Linked DNA regions of Homo sapiens: region 2 is linked to region 1. A link is a loop called in an ENCODE intact Hi-C map of the cell type or tissue named here. Cell type or tissue: MCF 10A. All regions are shown on one strand. Links, peaks and the distances in the headings refer to the core of each region. The heading gives the core; the rest is flanking DNA. Region 1 overlaps LINC00907 (long intergenic non-protein coding RNA 907). Region 2 overlaps LINC00907 (long intergenic non-protein coding RNA 907).

The links. Hi-C counts contacts between places; a loop is a spot of excess contacts. Peaks named below come from ENCODE experiments on the same cell type or tissue, not always from the same donor. Only the 100,000 strongest peaks of a DNase experiment are listed, where the experiment ranks them.
Region 2: it touches region 1 in a loop (7-fold over the local background); 1 of 110 quality-filtered maps calls a loop at or near these places.

Annotation. Positions count from the first base shown.
Region 1 is chr18:42,409,093-42,421,351 of GRCh38, forward strand. The region is part of intron 4 of LINC00907 (long intergenic non-protein coding RNA 907); the gene reads left to right. Among named protein-coding and RNA genes, the nearest start is that of LINC00907, 230 kb to the left of the region's middle. In MCF 10A, for the core only: no CTCF peak of the experiment used is centred there; DNase peaks (open chromatin) are centred at 4,019, 5,769 and 6,159.
Region 2 is chr18:42,304,726-42,316,984 of GRCh38, forward strand. The region is part of intron 3 of LINC00907 (long intergenic non-protein coding RNA 907); the gene reads left to right. Among named protein-coding and RNA genes, the nearest start is that of LINC00907, 120 kb to the left of the region's middle. In MCF 10A, for the core only: no CTCF peak of the experiment used is centred there; a DNase peak (open chromatin) is centred at 6,436.

The DNA of each region.
Region 1 (12,259 bases), core at 1,658-9,657:
GAAGCAGTTGACTGAGATGTACCTAGGCCCCGTTGATCCAAGGTTTGAGCTGGAGCAGCTGGGACATGGGGAGCAGTGTCCTGAAGCTGTGCAGAACAGTGGAACCCTGAGCCTGGCTCACAAAACCATTCTGTCCTCCAAGGCCTCTGGGCCTGTGATGGGAGGGACTATGGTTTCCAAAATGGCTTTGGGGCCTTTGTCCCATTGTCTTGGCTATTACCCCTTGGCTCCTTTTCACTTATGCAAATTTCTTCAGCCTACTTGAATTTCTATCCCCCACAAAAATGGGATTTTTTTTTTCTGCCACATAGCTAGGATGCAAACTTTCTAAACTATTATGCTTTGTGTTCCTTTTAAATATAAGTTCCAATTTTGGGTCATTTCTCTGCTCACACATATAAGCATAGGCTCATCACCTAAATCACCACTCTCAAGTTCAAAGTTCCACAGATCCCTAGAGCAGGGACACAATGCAGCCAGTCCCTGCTAAGGCATAGCAAAAGTGACCTTTACTCCAGTTCCCAATAAGTTCCTCATTTCTATCTGAGACCTCCTCAGCTTGGACTTCATTGTCCATGTCATTATCATCATGTTGGTCACAACCAGTCAACAAGTCTCTAGGAAGTTCCAAACTTTCCCTCATTTTTCAGTCTTTATCTGAACCCTTCACACTCTTCCAACCTCTGCCCATTACCTAGTTCCAAAGTTGCTTCCACAGTTTCAGTATCTTTACAGCAATGCTCATTCCTTGGTACCAATTTGCTGTATCATTCTGTTCTTGCATTGCTATAAAGAAATACCTGAGACTGGGTAATTTAAAAAGAAAAGAGGTTTAATTGACTCACAGTTCCACAGGCTAGGAAACATGGCAGCATCTACTCAGCTTCTGGAGAGGCCTCAGGAAAGTTACAATCATGGCAGAAGACAAAGAGGGAGCTGGCATTTCACATCGCTGTAGGAGGAGGAAGAAAGAGAGAGGGGAGGTGCTATACATTTGTAAACAATCAGATTTCATGAGTACTCAGGACAGTACCAAGGGGGAAATCCACCCCCATGATCCAATCACCTCCCAGCAGGCCCTACCTCCAACACTGAGGATCACAATTCAACATGAGATTTGGTGGGAACACAGATCCAAACCATATTAGTAATTAAATTTTACTACGAGTTTTAGAGAGGGGAAACAAATCACCACAGACCCTGTAATGACTTTCCAAGCAGTCATTATAAATTTTTCTCCTAGCTTTTCCCAAAGAGATTGGTGGCAAATTTAAGGTTAACTTTGCCTTAATTGGCTCCTGGTCTTTGGAGAAGTTATTGGACATTGACTCTATGACCATACTGTTCTCTGGTAAATCACAACAGTACTGTGGTCCAGAGGTCATAGTTGAGACTTATGAGTGAATATCAGGTGGTTAAGAGAATTTATGCTTGATATTATGTCCTAGTGGGCCCAGAGGATTCACAAACTCATCTTGTGGCTACTGTGGTATAGATGGAAAAGATATATACTCAGCAATAAGCAGCAGTTCCATGTTAGCCTTGAACTTGTGGAGTGGTAGATATTAAAAGACAAGTGAAAGTCCTTGGAACTGAAAGAAATATTCCTAGAATAACTGCAGAGGTTGGTTCATAATCATAGACTCTAAAGATACAAAGATGGTTTTTTCTATTATATTCCACTTAACATTGTGATGACTGTGTAGTGAAAGAAGAACCTTGGTAATGACAAAGGATTATTAATGTAAGTGTAATTAAATAATGAATCCAATTGTAATTTTCCAGATATATTATCTTTGTTATTAGCAGATTATCCCAGCTTTTGGCTCCTGTTCTTTAGCTATTTAGCTTGAGCATGTTTTTAATTCCTCCTCCACCCCATCCTAATAAACAGAAAATGCCAGAAATAGATTTTTCCCACACCTGGAAGGAGTACCAGCGTACCATAACCATCTTTATCTGGGCTTAGTACCATAACCATCTTCATCTGGGCTACATGCCTTGATTTTGTCCTCAGGAACTTTCTCCATCACATAATTTCTCAGGATAACGTGTTGGTCTACAAAATTGATGACATCATGTTGATAGAACCAGGTGAGCAGAAAGTAAGGTTGTCTTAAATGGTTCAGTAGGAGTCATGTGTGCTTGGCACCCCAGTGAAGATATCGGGTGATATATACTTTAACATTTGAGGCTACATCTTCCAAAGAGAAATACAAGTTGCAGCACATTTTATCTTCTCTTATTAGGATAGAGGCATAATGTTTAATTGTCCTATTTGGATTTTGGAGGCAACACATATCACATATAAAGTGTATTGTTTCAACTTATTTGCCCAAAATGCCTATAGCCCTGAGCAAGAGGAAGGTCTTGTATATAAGCATCCATCTTGTATATAAGCAACGCTGCTAGTTGGCTGTCATGACCCAGATAATCCAACGGTGCTAAAAACATCTGAGGCAGATCAGTATGTTCTATGGGCCCTTTCTCAAGCTCTATGGGAAATTACAGTTGAGGACCCAGTTTTGGAGCAAAGTCAAGCCCTCTTCTGAAACAATTTTCCTTTAAGAAATAGTTGTGAGCTTGCTAATGAATCATCATATAGAAGATATCATAGGATGTAAGTTTACATTTAACCTAAGTTGCTTATCTTTAACTGGGTTTAGTCTAATCTACTGTGTCATAAAGTCAGATGAAACCAAGAGCTTTTTATCAATAAATTTAACTATTATTTAGAATATTGTGCAAATTACGTAGGATATCGCTGGCACAAAGCCAGCTGCTACAAGTGATGCCTCTCACCCCAATATGTCTGAGTGGTTGATATGACTGCTACTCACTGGGATGGTGTCCTAATAAAGACATGGCTCTCTCTCTCCTTGGGCTTTGACTTCCATTCTCTGGAATGGGAAATACAGGGAACTCAGTTTACCATAAGCCACATCCATTGGGGGAAGGGTATGCCTGGATCTATTTGGTTTGGAAAATAGGTTGTCATGTGTCTTTTTTTTTTTTCTGTTTATTTAGACATATGAGGAACTGAGACTAAGAAAGGTTAAACGAATTTCCCAAGGTGACAGTTTTAGGAAATAGTTCAGCTGACACTAAAGTTCTCTCATTCTTTATCCAATGTACTTTTCACTATAACTCTGTTTCACTTGGGCTTTAACTGTTATTTCTTTAAGAACTCTCAGATGATGCCTTTACATAGTATTAAAAGCTGTTACAAAAAATCCTTATTCTTTTCATTTCCCAGGGGCTTCTCTATTTTCCAATCCCAAAATTACCTTCTGCCCTCCATCCCAGTCTGTCACTGCTCGATCTTACTCTTAATGCATCAGTAGTTTGCTTTCTGATTGGGCTACTTTTATCTTTGGAATTTCGCAGTGTAATTTCATCATCATCATTCTTTCCCCTTGCCCTTGCCAACTTTAGGTGTATTGGTTTCTGTCCATTGTTTACTTTACATCATAAAAACCCAGACATTGGAAAAGTAAAGGAAGATTCAAAGAAATATTAAGCAGACCAAACCTAAATGATAAGCCTATAGTCCTATCTAAAATAATAATTTGTATCCCAAGACAATACTCTTTCAAATATGTGAAGACAATGGTCATTTTCCCCTTTGAGTCTTCTTTTCTCCAGGCCTTCCAGCCTTCCTAGGACTTACTGCCTCAGTCCTTCTAAAGCATTTTCATAAGCCCTAGTTTTGCTTTCTTTTTACTAATCTTGTGGGTGGGCTCCCTTTTTTTGTGTGGACAACTTGACCAACTAGCCACTACCAGCATGGAAAAAAAAGATGATATTTTCTCTTGCTCTGATCTTTATATTTCTATTAACAATGTCCAGTTTTATTCTCACTTTTTTCCTCAGTAATGTCACACTTTGTTTCTCTTTAGTTTAGCTGAAACAGTCAATGTATTTTTACCTTGTATCTTCCTTTAGCATTCTTGAGTTGTTTCACATTCCTGCTACATGACTAATATGATCACCATCCATTGTCTTGCTTTGTCCTATGGGATGTGCTCTTTATTACCACTACTGGTAAAATTTCCCTACTGTGACCTCTCTTCCACTTTCAGAGTTATGTAAGGATACTTGCTTACAAGCCTAGATGTGGTCCAATTGGCTATCTACGCTAATATAATCCTGCTTCACATTGAAGGCACAATATTTGCAAATTTGCTTTACGTCTATAGCTTGGAACTGACATATTCTTATTTTGGTTTTTTGGGAAGACATTTAGTTCTTCTTGGTCCTGTCTGAACACTATCAAAGAGAATTCCCTCCTTCCCCTACCCCATGACTTTCAGAAAGTTATTGTGACATTTCGACAGCTATAATGTTGATAGTATGTTTCCTTTATTTCCTCCTCTGACTTAGGTAGAACTCTATAGAGCACTGGAGACTCGTGAATCAATGGTGCAGTTATTCATTTTTCGCTAACTTTGACAACTGTCTTGTATGTTTCCCTTCCCCATTTGGCCCAGACCTAACCTGTGGCTGTCTTGCTGAATATGGGGACCTGGACGTTTCACAGGCTGACAGGGTGAGACAACACAAGCAAATGCAGCTGGCCTGATGGGGATGTTGTCAGATGCAGTCAACCCCACTGGAGGTATACTCACTCAGAGAGGCTGGTCCTGAGTGCTCCTCCCATCTGCCTCCCTGTCCCACGGTTGTGCCCTGGCTGCCCCACGCTGACAGTGGGGCTAGCCAAGCATGGCTGTTGTGAAGATCTCAAGACGATTCAGAGAAAAAGCCCAGACATCATTTTGCAGAGGATATTATACATACAGACTTGGAAGCATTTTGAGGAAAGGTGGATAAGGTCCAAGGCAATTTTTTTTAGCCCTACTTGAGGGTATGGGAGGGGTGAGTGGGAATGGGGGTGGGGCTGCAAATCCAGGGAAAAAATACTTGACGTGACTGACCATCTTGAGTGCAAATTGTTAACTATAAAAATCATGAGTGGTTGGCAGCTACTGTTTTTGTTTGCTTGTTTTTTGAGTCAGTCTTGCTCTTTTGCCCAGGCTGGAATGCAGTGGTGTGATCATAGCTGACATCAGCCTTAAACTCTGACTTATTTATTTATTTATTTTTAGAGATGAGATCTCACTATGTTGATCAGTCTGGTCTCAAACTCCTGGGTTCAATCTGTTCTCCCACCTCAGCTTCTCCAGGAACTGGGTGTATAGGCGCAAGCCACTCTGCCTGGGTCTTTTTTTTTAAGCCAATTTTTTCCCTCTGTAAAGATGTTCCTCTCACTTTTCACCAAACCTGGACTTCGTGGTTGCCACTTCTATGCATAGTGGAAGGGACAAATGTGAAGGGAATTAGTGTTTTCATATACTTAAGAGAGTGCCTATCTTTTATTGCATTATGAATATGGCATTTGGTCAGGGAAGGTGAGTCCCATAGACAGTCAAAAAAAATGTCCTGTAGGTACTGTTTCAGGTCCCAGGTGTTCTTCAGGCTGCCAAATATTAGCTTTCTTCAAGGCCCAGTCAAATTCCACCTTATTTTGGAAGCATCTGCTTATTAATTTACCCAGCAGAAATTATTCTCCCTCTGAGCTCGCCAGAGCATGCATATTGTCTGTGATGTCACTTACTTGGTAGATTTTGAAAGAGGCAGTTTGTTCTGCTCCTGTGTGCTTCCAGTCTTGAAGCTTACCTGACTACCTGTGTGGCCTTGGGGAAGTTAGCTAGCCTATCTGAATCCACATGCTCTCATCTCTCCAAGAAGGATGATAACATTGCCCCACTGTTGTAATCGTTGGGTGTTGCCATGATTCACTGTTACTATGTTAGTGCCATTGCTTCATAAGCTATGAGGAATTCCAGGAAAGTCAGTAATGATTATTATGATATCATATAATTTCTGAAGTGGAGGCATCTTTTTTTTTCCCAACCACACTGACAAGTACTTGAGATCAAGGATTAAACATTATGAATCTCTGCTTTCCTAACACTGTAATGCTATGAACATAGTAGAAAGTTAATAAATACTTACTGGGGGCCAGACGGGAGTCGTGATTCCCTTGAAAAATTACCAAAATGTTGACGTATCGTCACCAACCTCTTTCCAGAAAAAGAGTAAGCAGATTAAATGATGATTTATTTTGCAACATTGTAACTTTAAAGCCGTTGCACTGTGGAATTCGTGAGTCACAGCTTCTTGTCTACAGTATCAACTCTAAGAAGAGACTACAAAATAATGAGACCAGTTAAACAAACTTGCCAGAACTTTCCATATCTAAATGTTTCAAAATATTTACTTTAGGAGGCTTCTCAGTTATTTCAGAAGCCATTGCTCACCACAACCAAATCCTAGTACAATTCAAAATCAAAACAGACAAACAAAAAGCAATCATTGCTCTGCCCAAAACAATGTCTACCCATCCAAATTCTTCAGTCTTCCAATCAAGGCCCATCTCAAGCTGGCTTCAGCCCACTTTTCCTCTCTTACTATTCACTAAGCAGATTTAGCATGGTGAAGATAATGTTAGATTTGTAAGAAATGTAGGAGAAAACCTAGCTCTGTCTCTTATTTTTCTATGACCTTGGAAAAAGTGTCTCGTCTATTCTGAGTCTTAATTCTTATATCTGTGAATGAAGATACTGATGTTTTTCTGTCTCAGCATAAGGATTAAATAAGATGAAATACAATGTATGTAAAAGTGTCAGTTTGGGAAATATAGTAGGCTCCTAACAAGTGCTAGGTCCCTTTTTTGGCATTCTTTAGACAAATTCCTGATTTTCTCTGTACTCACTGATCTCAGTGTTGGAAATGTCCACCCAATGTCTCTCTTCCTACTTAACTTTTACAGACTAATTTAAGTTAGTTTTACTGGGCAAAACCTTTACTGTCCCCTCTGGCCAGAAAGGTCTCTTTTTCTCAACTTCTTTAGTACTTGTAAAACTAATCATGTATTTGCCCTTTGCTGATCCATATTATTAAGTAAAAAAAATTCTTTTCCTCCACAAGATTGCAAGTTATCTAGAAGACATGAATTTCTCATATATATTTATATTTCCTCTGCTCTGTAGGAAGGTGTCATGCCTATAGGGAGGCAGCTCATTGTAGGGGAAAGAACCAATGCTTTTGCATGAGACACACCAATTTCCAGCTACAAAGTGGACAAAATCCTTGAAAGATGATATATTCATATACACAGTCAGGTAGATGAATGTTTGATTTCTTCTGTTAAGTACATATGTGTCCATTAAGTATAGATACACATTTTTCTTTACGAGTATAGGTAAGATTGGATATAGGAAGTTGTGAGTAAATAAAGTTCTGGTGAAAGTCAAAACTGAGCCAAGAACAGGGATTACCAGGCAGCACCAGCAGCCCTTAAGAATAAGCAAGATGCTGTGTAAGATGATGGATCAGACAAAAATGCCAATAAAAGAATTGACTAAAAATTATCTTTTGCATCACTTGAGTAAATGTCATCCTTGGCTCCCTCCTGCTTCCACTCCCCATATTTAAATCCATTCCAAAAATATGTTCCAAATCTGTCTACTTTTTTCTGTTTCTACAGCTGCTACTCCACATGAAGCTACCACTCTCTATCATCAGGATTATTTTACAGTCTCTTACCTGGTCTCCCATTTCTGTCCATTTTTCCTTTCTTTACAGAAGAACCAGAATGACTCTTTAAAAACATAAATCAAATCATGTCATTACCTGCAAAAATATCTAATAGGTTCCATTTGAAATAGAATATTTTAATCCTGGCTTATACGTTTTTTAAAGCCAACCAACTTTTTACCAGAAGATGGTATTACACATGGATGACTGGCAGATATTTCTCTGGTAGAATAAGATTTGATGCTAGTGATTTGATATATGGCCAGGGGTCACAGTTCAGTCAATACTAATACTGCAATTTGTATTTAAAAAGAAATGATATTCTAGGCATTCAATATGGAGGAAATTTTTGTTTCAACATGGGCCATACCATGTATCTTTGTATTGATGCAGGAGTTTTTCTTGAACTCTTCATCAGACTTGCAATGGGAGTGCCCTGTTTACTCAGGCTGCCACACTCAACCTTTTGCAGGAGGAAATGCATTAGCTAGTGAGTGCAGGATCTGGCTGGCCATTTTGGGCACTAGCAGGAACAGGCTCAATGAGTGGCCCCATTTTAGTGCCCAGCTGGGGGTGCCTGCTACCCCTGAAACCCCAGAGGGTGTGTTACAGTAGTATCTTAGCTCCACCACCCATTGACAGCGTGTGTTATCAGCTCAGTAGGTCCCTTACCTCATCGTGTAGGGCAGCTGCCCTTTGCCAGTGAGGGCAAAGGGCCAATGTGACAGCCTTTTTTCTGTACCTGACTAGGTGAGTCCTGAGCTCTTGTCTGGCGTCTAAAAAGAATGAGGTCGCACGGACACTTGAGGGATGGTGGAGGTGGAGAATTTTATTTAGTCATGGTTAGGGCTGTCAGTGGAGAGGGGAGCTGGAGAGGGGATGGGACAGGCAGATAATCTTCCCTAAAGTCTGGCCATCCCCAGCCAGCCCTTCTCTGAAGTCCAGTCATCTGGACTTCATCTGAAGCCACCTCTCCTCCGGAGTCCAGTCATCCCTCTGAAGTCTAGTTGCCTCTCTGCAGTCAAGCAGCTTCTCTCCCTCTACCAATTGAATCTGGAGTCTTTATAGGCACAGGATAGGGAGCAGGACAGGCCATAGGCAGTTTTAGAAAAGGCACCATTCAATTGGAAAAAAGACATTATTCAGAAAGAACAAATTGGGAGAGAGCAGGCAAACAGGGATAGAAGTTTTTACATTGGGTTGTGGGTTTCAGGCTTTTCAGCTCGTAGGTGGGGTTTTGCCAGGACCTGCCGCTGTCTGCCTAGCATTTCTCTGCCTCCTGCCCCTATCAGTATAGAAATAGTGAACAAACCAGCATGATAAGTAGCCCTTGAACCTGGCTTTCTTGTCTTAAGTCTTCCTACTGTGTTCCAATGAAATACTCCATTGTGTCTATAAAAAGCAGCTGAGTTTTTGTTTACATGTCTAAAAACCAAGAACGAATAAATACTGCAGTGTAGTGAAAACTACAGGTCACTTTGTGTTATTTATTTTATCTGAGTTTTACCAAGCTTCCTGATAATTTCACAGAAGACTAAAAAATCCTGTGAAAGCTGAGACCTTTACATTTTCTGAACTTTTATAAAATGTCTTTATTTGGTTCTAAATGACCTCTGATAACATGCTCATGTCAGGAGTTGAGGTTCTATGTACATTCTACCCACCCCCTTCCCAAACACACTAAAAGTTCTTCTTTGATAAAAATTTATAGTTCTTGGAATTTCAGTGACCCACCATCCTACCAGATCACTTTCTTGGCTTTATTATCATGTATACTTAAAAGTGGCTCCTCTTGTAGCCACAAACTGCAACTTGGAATGTCAACATAATATTTTATGAATGCTTATTATAATAAACAATGACAGAAAAAATACAAGCACAGAGTTATATTCCAAGGATCACAGGATATAAATAAGCAACGTGCTTACAGAAGGAGAGAAAAATGGAAGTGCCATGTCTGGATATGAAAAGAAGAGAAGACTTCTTAATAAAATGTGATCATAAGGCAGAGTCACCAACTATATATTATTGAATGAATCCAACATACCCTAACTAACTGTGCATATCTTTTAAAGCAGTAAAATTAACAAGTTAAGTTTTAAAATAATGTAGACCTGTCACTGTCACTGTTGGAAATAGTCAAATAATCCTTTTTTTTTTCTTTTACAAAATACTTTTGCATAATTTGTTCTGTAAAGTAGACTAAATCATGTTAAAGAAAGTCATATCAATAAATATTTTGAGCTCCTACCATGTTTTCTGTTCTTGAGTAGGTAGTAAATAACAGAGGAATAAAAATATTTTATTTGCTTTTCAGGAGTTTGCTGCTTTCTAGAAGAGATAAGTCTATAAACAAGGCAGGATAGCATCAAATGCTAGAATTTTTGGAATAGACTTCAAATGCTCTAGCATTTTACATTTGTTGGGAGTAATATTTGAATAAAGCAGATGAAGCCCATTCAAGGTTTGGGCAAAATAATTAATGTAGGAAATATGTTGTCTGTGGAGTATATCAAGATGTACCTGTCCACCTCTCTTTTCAAGGAATGACATTATATGACCTACATGGCTGTGAGCTCAAGCTCCACAAATGATCACACAAATCCTTTCCAATATTCTATCTAAAAGTATTCTTCCTACAATATACTTGTATGGAAGATGCATGCAATGATTTGATAAATAAAATTATAGATGATTTTTATTCTCAGTGGCTTTTTAAAACAAGTCAAAAGAAAGTTATTTTCAGTCTAACTGCAGCAATTCTACTTACTGTAACTAAATCTGATAGGAACCTGACATACAATGTGAAGGAAAACTTGAACTAGTTATATTATCTTTCTTTTATTTGTGTCACTCATTCAAAAAAAGAAGGGATTTGTACTAGATTATATCAAAAGTCCTTCCCTAATTGAAATGTCTCTTTTAAAATCTTGTATGTTTGAGATGTTCTCTAAATGTCTTAATGTTTTTTCATCTTTTTAAAAATATCTACTGATTATATATATATATATATATATATATATATATATAAAATGGTAAATGGGGTACCCATCACCACAAGCAATTATGCTTTGTGTTACAAACAACCCAATTATACTCTTTTAGTTATTTTAAGATGTACAATTAAATTGTTATTGACTGTAGTTGCCCTGTTGTGCTATCAAATACTAAGTCTTTTTCATTCTCTAATTATTTTTTGCACCCATATATTTGAGATGGAGTCTTGCTCTGTTGCCCAGGCTGGAGTGCAGTGGTGCAATCTCGGCTCACCACAACCTCTGCCTCCCAGATTCAAGCTATTCTCCAGCCTCAGCCTCTCAAGTAGCTGGGACTACAGGTGTGTGCCACCATGCCTGGCTAATTTTTTGTATTTTTTAGTAGAGATGGGATTTCACTGTGTTTGCCAGGATGGTCTTGATCTCTTGACCTCATGATCCACCTGCCTCAACCTTCCAAAGTGTTGGGATTACAGGCGTGAGCCATGGCACATGGCCGATATATTTTATAGTTATATATATTCTCATACTTCTGGATGTCTTTTAGATACTAAATTTTGAAAGCTTCAGAAGACACCAAGTCTAGTAATAAAGTAACCATCTAACTTTTGACATAAGGCTAGGACATATGTCCAAATTCAAAACTCAAAAGGACTTTGCTGTTTATTTTAAAATAGATTCTATGGATAAGGTAGTATCTATCTATCTATTATCTATCTATCTATCTATCTATCTATCTATCTATCTATCTATCTGGCTATCATCTGTCATCTATCTAACATCTACATATCTGCATATATCTTATTACTCTTAATTGCCTATATAGGAAAACTGGCATTATGAAAAAGCTGAAGAATTTTTTAAATTTTAATTTTTGTCGGTACACAGTACAGGTATATATTTATGGGGTACTTGAGATATTTTGATACAGGCATGCCATCCATAATAATCACATCAGGGTAAATGGGGTACCCATCACCACAAGCAATTATGTTTTGTGTTACAAACAACCCGATTATACTCTTTTAGTTATTTTAAGATGTACAATTAAATTGTTATTGACTATAGTCACCCTGTTGTGCTATCAAATACTAAGTCTTGTTCATTCTTTCTAATTATTTTTTGTACCCATTAATCATCCCCACTTCCCCCAGCCCCCACACCCCCACTACACTTCCCAGCTTCTGGTAACCATCCTTCTACTCTCTATCTGCATAAGTTCAATCGTTTTAAATTTTAGCTCCCACAAAGAAGTGAGAACATGAGAAGTTTGTCTTTTCGTGCCTGGCTTATTTGACTTAAAATAATGATCTCCAGCTCCATCCATGTTGTTGCAAATGACAGGATCTCATTCATTTTTATGAGTAAATAGTACTCCATTGTGTATATGTCTCATATTTTGGTTATCCATTTATTTGTTAATGGACAGGTTACTTCCAAATCTTGGCTCTTGTGAATAGTGTTGCAAGAAACATGAGAATGTAGATATTTCTTTGATATACTGATTTTTTTTTCTTTTGGGTAGATCTAGCAGTGGGATTGCTGGATCATATGGTCTCTATTTTTACTTTTTTGAGGAGCTACCTAACCATTCTCCATAGTGAATGTACTGATTTACAATCTTACCAACAGTGTACAAGGGTTCCCTTTTCCCCACATCCTCG
Region 2 (12,259 bases), core at 2,030-10,029, 100 kb before region 1:
TTAACAGTTTTTAACCATTTTTTTTCTTTTTAGTAAAAAAAAAAAAGAAATATTCTTGAGGCTCAGACAGAAATGATGAATGCTGGCCTCACTGTTATTTCTTGTATCATAAAGAACAGCTTCTGGGACAAGTTTTTGTTTTCTTAATCATTACTAGAGCTCTTCAAAGTAAATGATGGTTCTGGTCAACTGAGCAAATAGGCTCTGTCCTGTCCTCACTAGAACATCATGGAGGGCTTATGCCTGGACCATACAACCTCTCGGCATCTAGAAAGGTTTCCATCAATTCTCGTGTGGTAAAAATAAAAGAATTTAAAATGGTGCTGCAAACTGCAAGCTTGGGGCGCAATTTGTCCCATGGAAAAACTCCTGGGCCTGATGAAGGCTTGCAAAACTTGAGCTGTGTTCATGACATTTATCTTTTCCACACTATGCCCTTTCTTCCCCACATGAAGTATCTTATGGCCTCTCATTCTCTCTCTCATCAAAAACATTCTTTCCAGAATGAAACTAATGAACATCAGAGGATATAAATGACTGATCAATAAAGCTTTTAAACCACAGGCGAAGTCACCTAGTAGAAAGACTGGCTCTATCTCCTTGGCGTTGGAGGACAGAGCTCTAAGGAATAAGGGCAGAGTCGATCTCTACTAAAAATACAAAAATTAGCCAGATGTGGCATGTGCCTGTAATCCCAGCTACTGGGGAGTCTGAGGCAGGAGAATTGCTTGAACCCTGGAGGTGGAGGTTGCAGTGAGCCAAGATTGCGCCATTGCACTCCAGCCTGGGTGAAGAAGTGAGACTCCATCTCAAAAAAAAAAAAAAAAAAGAAATCTTTATTGGAAAACAAATATTAACATTAACAACTATTTTGTGTTTTTAAGTTACTCTAGAGAAAAATATTTCAGATAAAAAATAAATATTTCCAAGACAAAAATTTGATTAGAAACTTCCCACGAGAACAAAAATTAAAAAATAGAGGCTACTATGATAAGTGATATATTTTATTTGATGTTCAGCAAACATACGCTGCTGTGTTCCAGGTGTAGCTGGATGGTGATGGTTACAACAGGAACTGGATGCTGTCACCTCTTTCGTGGTACAGTACGAGGGACTAGTGTTGACAAGCTATGATGAACGTGACAGCTTTGGGTCTTGTGGGAGTCTCTATGGGTGGGGGAGGGTGGAGTCTAGCCTAGTCCAGGGTTCAGGGAAAAGTTTGTGGGGAAATGAAGTTTTGTCAAGAGGCAGACCAACTGTCTCTTTTAATGAGATCTCCTGGAACCCTGGAAGAAGGCAGGGCTTCTGCTAAGCGTCATGTCAACAGCTTACACAAAAGCTTACAACAGCTTAGAACAGCTTACACAAAAGAAACAGAGGGTCATAGGATGATCAGGTGCTAGGAACAAGCCTAAAAGTGGCTGCCTACAATGGAGGAGTGGTGAGAATACACAAAAAGGAAGAAATGATGTATTTGAGTCACAAAACTTCTGTATTTCTATGGTCTGAAAACTGGGGCACAATTTTTAAATATTTGAAATCAGAATAAAATGTTTTCATAAAAAAATGCTTTCTACTAGAAGAGTGGAGGTTTTTGCTGCTAGCCTTCTCTTAATGACATCAGAGAAGCGGGGTCTGATTAACATTGTGTTGCATCATTCATGGAGATGAGCTCATGGTACGTAATGGAGGCCCTGCTGAACTTCACACATTGTAAGAAAGATAATGGTTCATAGAAAATGGCCAAGCCCTTTTTATATGAGTCATGTTACCAGAAGCTCTCCTTTCTGGCAATTCACTTCTTTTAATTCATTGGTTAAAATAATAACTTTCACAAAAGTTTTTACTAACACATTTATGAAGCATGCACTACATGCTTCATAAAACCTTCTAGAAATTTCCTTTTCCTAAAGTTTTTCTCTCATGCACTTGAACAGATATTGCATCTTTTGACAACTAATTATCTGACTTTTGAATATAGCTTTTATTTACTGGGCAGTAAAACAGTGAAAAGTTAAATTATGGCACCTAATTAAGCAAATATTTTGCTTGGTCAGCTAAAGGGAATGGAAAATTTATTTTTTTCTCTACTATAACTTCTTTTTATCAGTAACTTGACAAGTGGTGTCACTAAGATGATGATTTTTTTGTATTGAGATAATAAGACTGAATTTTAGAAACTGTTAACTTTTAAAAAGTGTACATAATTGGATTCTTTTTATTTCTCTAGTTTTAGTCTCATATATTCTGTATTTCATGGCTTTGCTTTTTATTGCCTTCATTCTGAGTTAAATATACAGTCAGCTTTGTGTGGAATTAATATCTAAGATGTTGGGATAATGTAAGCTGCTCCTAACAATGGATCACAATTCATTTTAAATTAGTGAGTTCATTTAAATGAAATAATTGGGTCATTATTTACATATACACAGTTGTTTCCAAATTTTATTGAGAATAAAATAATAAAAGAGTTGGCACTGACAATTTTGGCATCTCTATAACTTAGGACAAGAGATGACCCATTTTCTCTCTCTTCGTATTATATTCCCATAATTTCCCCAATTACTACTGCATAGAAACGTCAAGTTGGTGTTGAGTTGTTGGCAAATAAATGAGAGTGCTTGAATTGTAGCATTGTTCAGCTCAGAGATAACTGCATTTTATCATGTGGAAAGGATCTGTGTTGCTAAAGTGAGGGTAACACAGAAATATCAACCAAACCACAATAGAAGAGAAATCCACACTCTTTTAACAAGACTCATGCTCTCCCCTGACTTGACATTCATCAGCCTCCTTGATCACTCCAACCTTTGCTCCTTGGCTCTGTATTCATAAGACATTTACTGTGTTAGTTTTTATTTAGCTGATGTGAGTTGGTCTTTGCTTTTCCCCAAATAAAGTCTTTAAGAATAAATACCATTTAAAATTATTTTCTTATATCTCTCCCAGTCAGACTCAGCTAAATGTAGGCAAATGTAATGGCCAAATAATCTAATAACCAGCATGTTATGGGAATACAGGAACTGACTCTGTATACTTTAAGCCTGCAATGAAACAGGCTCTGGAGCCCCCCACTGTGCCTGGTACTCACCCTTTAGTTGCTGGATTGTGGGAACATCCAGTAAGTGCTTAAGAAGGGGCTGGAGTAGCCAAAGACAGTGGCTGTTTCCTAATTAGTTTGGAAATATTTCAACATTTTGGGTGGACTGTCAACCCTAGCTATGGGAAAGCATTATGGTTGCTACAACTCAGATGTTATGGCCTTCAGCAGATTGTGACTAAAGCTAAGTTTCTTTTTGGCATCCAAATCATCATGTTGCGAGCCTGTGAAAGGTCACACTTTTTCTGTTTTTCTTCTCAGATATCTCTGGACATGTCTAGGATGGTGATAAGTTTGGTTCCAAAGATCCCTCCGGGTAGTGGTTGCCTACTGCTGCCAGGCACCAGCTGCGGGCCATTGTACCATTCTTCTGAAGTGCCGCAGGTTAAGCACCTTTCCTCAGGCACCTGTTACTCCCTCTGCACCTCTTTATTTAATGTGTGGGTCAAGCCTTGCCCATAATTCCACACAGTGATGGCTAAGGACAGCTTCTAGTGCTTAGACTTTATAAAAAGTTAAAGAAAAAATGTAGAAAATCAAACCTGGAAAGTGATACGACTCTTCTAAAAGTCCATTGGCTGTGGTCCCTCCTCAGGGAAATTTCCAATGGGTCCCTTAGCTCTGGCCTATTGCAGGAACCAACTGCACCTAGTAGGTAGCTTTTGATCAAGTCTCTTCTCAAAGCCTAAGACTCAGTTTTCTGAAATCCAGAGGGAGAAAAGTCTTTTAAAAAATTCCCCTCCAGAGCTGACTCTTCTATCTGCTTTACTTATCTCTTCCCACAACTCTAAGGCCATTCCCAGCTTCTAAAATTTTCTAAGTTAGGGCCACTGTATTAGTCCATTTTCATGCTGCTGATAAAGACATACCTGCGACTGGGCAATTTACAAAAGACAGAGGTTTAATGGATTTACAGTTCCATGTGGCTGGGGAAGCCTCACAATCATAGCAGAAGGCAAGGAGGAGTAAGTCATGTCTTACATGGATGGCAGCAGGCAAAGAGAGAGAGCCTGTGCAGGGAAACTCGTATTTTTTAAAGCCATCAGATCTCATGAGATTTATTCACCATCATGAGAATAACATGGGAAAGGCTCACCCCCATGATTCAGTTACCTCCCACCAAGTTCCTCCCATGACACATGAAAATTATGGGAATTACAATTCAAGATGAGATTTGGGTGGGGACACAACCAAACCATATCAGCCACTTAGTCCTGGATCACTTTAAAAATGGAGGGCTAGAACTCTACTCCAGATTTCCCTAAACCCAACTCTGTTCTACCCTCATATTGTCTTCATTTCAGCCTAGAGAAAAGGACTGAATGTACCTCATATTCTTATTTTTTCCCAACTTCCTGATTGCAGCTATTGAGCAATAGCCCATGTGCATGCATTTCAAAAAAGTAACTTTCCGTTAAGGGGGGGTTTAAACCCTGATTTAGGGGAAAATGTAATAAGCAGATTTGCATAATTTTGCAAAAGCTAATACCTATTTTATAGCACCCAAATAAAGAGAGCATGATATCTGAGTTTGAAGTGCCTGTGTTCAGATTCCTTCATAACTTTCAGTTCTCCCCCCAAATAGTGGAAGAATAGTAATCATAAATAGGAATAAATAGGACCATCCATCAGAGTGACCACTCCCAGAAAAAATGCTATTTCTATTAGCAAAAATGACTTTCTCAGCTTCCAAATCACTCCTCCAACAAAAACAGAAGTTCCATTCTTTACCAGGTATTTTGATGAATTTGATGTATTATTTAAGTTATAACTGTAGAGAGAATTAGTAATAGAATTATTGTCTCTTTGAGTACATGTGACTGTGGAATGGTGGGGTCTATAAGTTATTGATGGCCTCTAAGAGTGAAAACATCAGAGCCATGGGGCTTTATAATGAAAAGAGAGGATGGTGGGGTGGAGAGTTGTGAATAGGTAGATTTGGGATGGAGAGTTGTGAATAGGTAATGTGCATGTAGAGAGTGTGACAAGCCTGTGCTGCTTTACTGCCTGAGGTATATTTCATCACATAAATTAGGATGAAATTTTCAGATATTAACAGGGATTCCTATTACTGAACTTCTTTAATTCTTTCTCATCTCTTGGGGAACAGGGGGAGCTTTTTGTAGGTGCTGCCCTCAGGGGAATAGCAGATTTGGTGAGTATGAGGAATCTTTGGTCAACTTTGAGGTTGTAAAGCCCACACCAGAAACAGCAGTTTAGAAATCTAAGCTTTCCATGTACAAGACACAGGATTTTTGAAATTTTTATAATGGTTTCTATATATAGGTTTCAAAGAGTCAGATCTTGGAGGACTAAGTACAGTTTTACTTATTCGGTTTACTAAAAGCTAAAGCAAAGGGCAAAGGCAGCCTGGTAAACTACGCATTGGCACTCAGTCTGCCCAGCAGTGACCTACAGACACTTCCACTCACATCCCAGTGGCCAAAGTGAGTCATGTGGTCCTGCCAAGTTCAACCACGGAATGGTGTCTAATCCTCCTACAGGTAGGGCACCACAGAAGAGGATGCTAAATATGGGTGTCTAGACACACAGTCTGCCACACAGACAAATGTACATTTCAGCAATGCCCTGTGGAGAACAGAGTGGGCACACCTCTGTGGACTGCTCAATCCCTGCATGCTTGACACCCCTGGAATTCAGATCGGTACTGTGTGTCTGACTAGACCTGGGAGGGCTGAGGAAACCACGGCTTATATAACTCCTTCTACAGAGAAATTTTAGTCTAGAAATATTTCCAGTGAGCTTTGCTTTTTTTCCCACTTTTGTCAAGAAGAAAACAACCTGACAATAATGGCAAGGAGCCCAGGGGAGAATCACAAAGTCAAAATGACAGGCATGGAATGAAAGAATCAGGCCAGTAGTGATGTAGGAAATGTCCTACTTTTGATTTTTCATGTAGGAAACACTTAAAATTGATTTTCAATATCCCCATCAATATTCTTAGCCCCTATTGTCTATTTCTTGTGACAGGGTAGATATCCTCTCTCCCTCCAGTCTTCCACCTCCCTATTTTCCCTCCCCACTTTCCCATGTAGTTAACACTGGCCATCCTTTAAATGTGGTATAAAACATAGCCTATTTGCATATTAATCCAGCAACCACAGAGGACATCAGAACACCTAAGGATGGCTGCATTTAGGGCTCAATGTAACAAGGGCCTTTGAGTCTTAGACTGTGATAAAATGTGAAGTGACATTTCGCAGAAGGAGAAAGCTTCTATTTTTACCTTAGTGTTAAGAAATGGCCCCTGGGAGGAATTGTTGCTCCATCTCAGTGCTTCCCAGATGTGTCAGATTAGAGACCCACCCACTGGAAACATTTCAGGAAGTCAGTCAGCCACTCCCTGGGGCTTTCCTAATGACTGGCCGCCTTGTCTGAGTTGGTTAACTCAGTTGGATGCAGCGTGTGGTGTTAATTCAGTAGGGCTAATTAGACCAAGATCATGGATTTGATATTCTTGGTTTTTTTTTGTTTTGTCTTTTTTTTTCCTCAGAGAAAAAACATTTCTAACCTCTTATTGGCTAACTTAAAAATATACATTATTGGCCTAAGGAAAGCAAATTAACATAGTGGGGATATAGCTGTACAAACTACAACTCACCCCTCCCTTCTAGAATACAAAGAGTATTTCAGTATGTGTGGTGTGCTATCAATAAGCATTAGCTTCAGTTTAGTAGGATGGGCACAGGTAAAGAGTTTGCAACACGCTTTGGCTCATTTCAGCTGCTGCTGTGCAGTGCCAACAGTGGCTACGTTACTGAGCTGTGCACTGCAGTTCAGTAGTCATGATCATTGAATGTAATTGGTAATGGTCGATGAGATTTCTCACTGGATGATGCCAGTCACACCACAAACTCCTCTAGATGGCATTGGTTGGGGCATCTGCTTCAGCGTGCCTGGAGACTGGTGTGTGGCTTCCCTTATTTCATTAGCAGGATGTTGTTTCCTGTGTGTCTGGCCTTTCTAGCTCTTCCAAGGCATGATCTTGACTCTGCACCAACTTCTAGAGTCTAACTCACTGAAACACTCCTCTGAAAACCTTAGGCCTTGAGAAGTGGCACAATCTATACATTAATATTACCCCCCCCTTTAATGACTGTAATATCACATTTCTCCATGTTGTTTTGAAATTGTCACCTGTGCCATGAATAATTTGATTGTTAACCTACAGTAGGCACAACCCAAAATAATTTGCCAAATTCCCCCCAACACTTAGTATGAAACCCTTATGACAGGAGATATTTATTGAGTACTAATCTACATTGTCAAGAAGGGCTTTGCCATCTCAAGTTTCTTCTCTTTCATGTTGCATTCCCTTCTGAGAATCATCACCATTGTATTTATGATCTGGACTTATGTTAGAGAGAATTATTGCCATGACTTATATCTCATGTAGTGAGTTCATTTCTCTAGAATCCAAGATTACTTCTGAGAGGTCTTTACCAATCTGTTGGCTTTAGAAACCAGGAGAAACCCCTCTGTTTTGTAATCATAAAACCTATGAACACAGCCAAGTCACTTAATGATATTTTCAATTAGCCTTTAAGAGAATCAGCCCAGGGAGCACTAATGCCTTGTCCTGTGCAAGGGTGAGTGAAGCTGGTGAGTGAAGCTAGTGAGTGAAAGGTTGAAGAGAGTAACCTAGGAATCAGGAACTCTAGGATTTGCTCAATCTGGCACAAATCTCTTTGTGCCTCATTTGGCAAAGTGACTGATGCATGTAATAGTTAAAAAATTCGATCTTTTCCTTAAAAAGATTCAGAGAATAGTCAGTCCTTCTTATGCATGGATTCAGCACTTGTGGATTCAACCAACTGTAGATTAAAAATATTATGACAAAAGCAATAGAAATTACAATACAATAATTAAAAAAATACAAATAAAAATACAGATAGCATTTACATTGTATTAGTTATTACAAGCAGAGATGATTTAAAGTATATAAGAGGATTTTGGTATCCTTAGTAGTCCTGGAAGCAATCTCCTGTGGATATTGAGTGAGACTGTACTGAGTAACCATAATATTTAATATGCTTTTATTTTGCCTTGTTAATAGACCCACCACAAAAGCCTATATGATATTGTTGATGCTAGGCCCTCAGCAAATACTATTCTGCAAGGGCAGTGAATTACCATGCTCCACTGCTGTGTTACTCTGTTTCCACTCTGCTGATAAAGACATACCCAAAACTGGGTAATTGACAAAAGAAAGAGGTTTAATGGACTTACAGTTCCACGTGGCTAGGGAGGCCTCACAACCATAGTATATGGTGAAAGGCACATCTCACATGGCAGCAGACAAAAGAAGAGAGTTGTGGAGGGAAACTCCTCCTTAAAATAACCATCAGATCTCATGAGACTTATTCACTATCATGAGAACAGCATGGGAAAGACCTGCCCCCATGATCCGATTACCTCCCACTGGGTACTTCCCACAACACCTGGAAATTCAAGATAAGATTTGGGTGGGGACACAGCCAAACCATATCAATTTCCCTTTTGAGAAGACACCTATAGATGCTAGAAACACCAGTCCAACTTTCTCATTCTGCCATCCCTTCGCTAAAGGAAACAAGAGTGTCAAAAGAAAGTCTTTTACATATAGCTATTAGGTTATCTGTTTGATCAATTTAGTAATTTATTTGATGTTTAGTTTAACCTGATTTCATCTGCTTGAATAATGTTGTGGAGGGGTTGAAATAAGGTATAAAAAAGTATGAAATTGGAATGTGGAAGTCATAAGAAAATGAAAGAATAGAAGATTGTAGGTTGCAGCACTGATTTATCAAATCTTCCAAAACTCCTGGAAAGCCTATCACATTTTTCAGTGGATACTGAATTCAGTAGCATTTTAATGCTTTGAAAAAGCTAGTCAGCTCTACAGGGGACCAGTCTCTATAACCGTGCTGCCCAATCGAATAGCTGCTAACCACATGTGACTATTTACACTTAAATAAAATTTAAAAATTAGTTATTCAGTGGCATTAGCGACATTGCAAGTGCTCAGTAGACAGATGTGTTAAGTGGCTAGAGACTTGGACAGTGCACATACAGAACATTTTCATCATTGTTTGGAAAGTTCCACAGGACAGTATTCTAGAGAATTTGAGAATCAGAACATTCACTCAGATGATAAGTGCACATTAGATAAATATGCAACACTTTTTCAGGAAAGGTTTTTTTACTTGCTGTTGGAGTAAGCAACTGCTGCTCAGGTATTATGATAGACTGCATGACAAAGAAATGTTTTCTCATCATATTGATAAGAGATGTTGGAAAGGGAAGATTGTTAATGTTATTGAAATACATTGTATGTGTTCTAGACATTTTGCTGGGTGTATTAAATATCACCTCACTTATGACACAGCCGACCTGAGTGAAGTTTTACAATTAGCTCCATTTTTACAAATGGGGAGAAGACCCAGGTTCTACAATTAGTAAATGGAGAAAAAGCAGTTCGTCTGACACTAAAATTAGTCCCTCTAACCATCACACACACACACACACACACACACACACATACACAGAATTACTGTGTGTTAAAACCAATGTTACCCTCATTAGAATTTGCCAGATCCTAAGCATAAAGTTACTTTTACATGACTTGTATGGACCTAAGAACTGGATTAAAAAGAATTGCTATCAAAGCATGAATTGAACAATTTGCCATGATTAAAACTCATTTTTCCATTTGGAAAATCTTCCCTTCAGGACAAGATGAGAAACATTCAGAATAAAATGCATGTAGATTAATATAATCTTCAGAGACTGAGGCAAGAAAATGTAAAAGAGAAAACAGTAAAAAAAAAAAAAAAAAAGAAAAAAAATCAGCCATTTGCTGTAATTTTCTGGTAGTGAGGAGCTTTCCTGTACTTGTTATGCATAGCTTGAGAAATTCATTTCTCAAATAGACCAGCTGGGATACATGGGGAACAAAGACCAGCACATCTCAGATGTGTATACAGGCTCAGTTAATTTCAAATGACTAAATTACTGACATGCAAAGATCATAAAGAAGCACGTAGCTAGTCAACTCTTGTATTAAAAACAAGGTAATGAAAGATTCTTTCACCATAAGATGTCAGGCATGTGAAGAAATAATACTTATTTCTGCAGTAATGAAGTGTTTTTACAGAGTCCAGATGCAGCCTGTTTGATTGTTGAGAAGCTCTACTATGGCCCTGAAGTCAGACAGACTTGAGTTTGAATCTGGACATGACTCCTTAATTGTGTGGGGTTAGGCAAATGACTCAATTTCTTTAAGATTTGGTTTTCCCATTTCTAAAGATGGAGATACTACAGTTTATTCTACACAGAATTGTGACAGAAACCAACTGAGAGAATGCCTGTAAAGCTTTTTGCACTATGACTGGCTACCAAAAATACTTAGGTTAAGCTATTATTATTAGAATTATTAGCAAGTCCTTTTTATTAAGACTAAACTGCCTCATTTAGCTAAAACCTATTAATCTTATTGGGCCCTCAGAATTCACAAAGGACAAACTGACTCTACTGTATGGCAACAAAGTCTAACACACTAATCAGGTCTAGGTCTCTCAACAATTCCTCATATGACAAAGTTTTCTAATATAATATTATTCATGGTACCCTACTCTTCTGTGCATTAATGGCTATTGTCATTTTTTAAAATGTGATTCTGTAAATAAAATTCAGCACTTTTGATAAGGTGCAACAATGCCAGAGTACAGTGGAACTATCAATTTGTAGGATTCATATGCCATATCTTTGTTACTGACAAATAAGTTTACTTTAAAAGTTAGCCATGAGAGATCTATTGCATCTGGGAAGATGGAGTAGATATATTTCCAAATTCCTCCCACTATATGTACTAAGTACAATTAACGACCCTGGACATTATGCATATAAGAAACAAAAATACTGAAAAGTAGAGGGAAGTCAGATCAACTAAGGAACCATGGAGCCACAGATTTATAAAGTGGTGAGTTCTCTGGGTTTTTCTGCAGAAGAAAAGTTTTATATATCCCAGATGGGTTGCTAGAGAAGCTGACAACCTAGAAATCTTAATGGGTGCACAGCATAAAGGTCAGAATAAAAGTCTACTCTCTCTAGATAAAGAACCAGGAAAACAATAAAAAACCTCTCCCCCATCTTGCTGAGATAGCATTAGATAAAGCCTAGTGGAGAGTCAAAACTTTTACCATGCCCCATTAATAATGGGGCTACCTTCCCTTCTGCCCTCTGGTTTTAGTGAAGGCAGAATGGAAACTACAAATGAAGCACTTCCACTCCTCCCAGCCAAAAAGGTATCTGTAAAGGTGTAACAGAGAGCTAGAATTATCACTTCCACCCAGTGGTATCGAGGAGCTTCTCCCCATTTAGGTGTCAACAGAGGTTGAGTGGAAACCTGAACTTCTGCCCCTACCTGGCAGTGATGAGAGTAAGGAGCTGCTACCTTGTTCCCTTCCCCTGACAAAGTGTTGTCAGGACAAGGCAGTTGAATAAAACAATATTTAAATAAGATCTACAACCTCATAACATAATATCTAAAATGTCAAGGCTTTAATTGAAAATCACTCATCTTACTAAGACCCATGAGGAACTCACACTAAATAAAACAAGATAATCAATGAATGTCAACACTGAGATGGCAGAGCTGTAAGGATTATCTGAGGGGAAAAAAGTAAAGAAGTCATACTAAAAATGCCTCAACAGCAATTACAAACAAACACTAAACAAAAAATAACCTCCAAAAAGATATATGAAGTCTCAACAAGAAATGGAAGATATAAAAAAGAACCAAATAAAAATATTAGAACTGGAAGATAACCAAAATAAAAAGCTTAGTGGATAAACTTTACACCAGAATGAAGGGGGGAAAGAGAAAATATGAAGATAGAACAATAAAATTGTATAATCTGAACATCAAAGAGTAAATAGACTAAATTTATGAAAAGAACAAAGCCTCAGAAACCTGTGGGAAAATAACAAGAGATATAACATTTCTGTCAATAAAGTCCCGAAAAGAGGACAGAGACAAAAAGTACTCAAACAACTAATGACTGAAAACTCAAATTTGGCAAAAGATATAAATGTATAGATTGAAGAAGCTGAGTGAACATTAAACAGAATATACCCAGTGAAATCCAACCAGGAAAA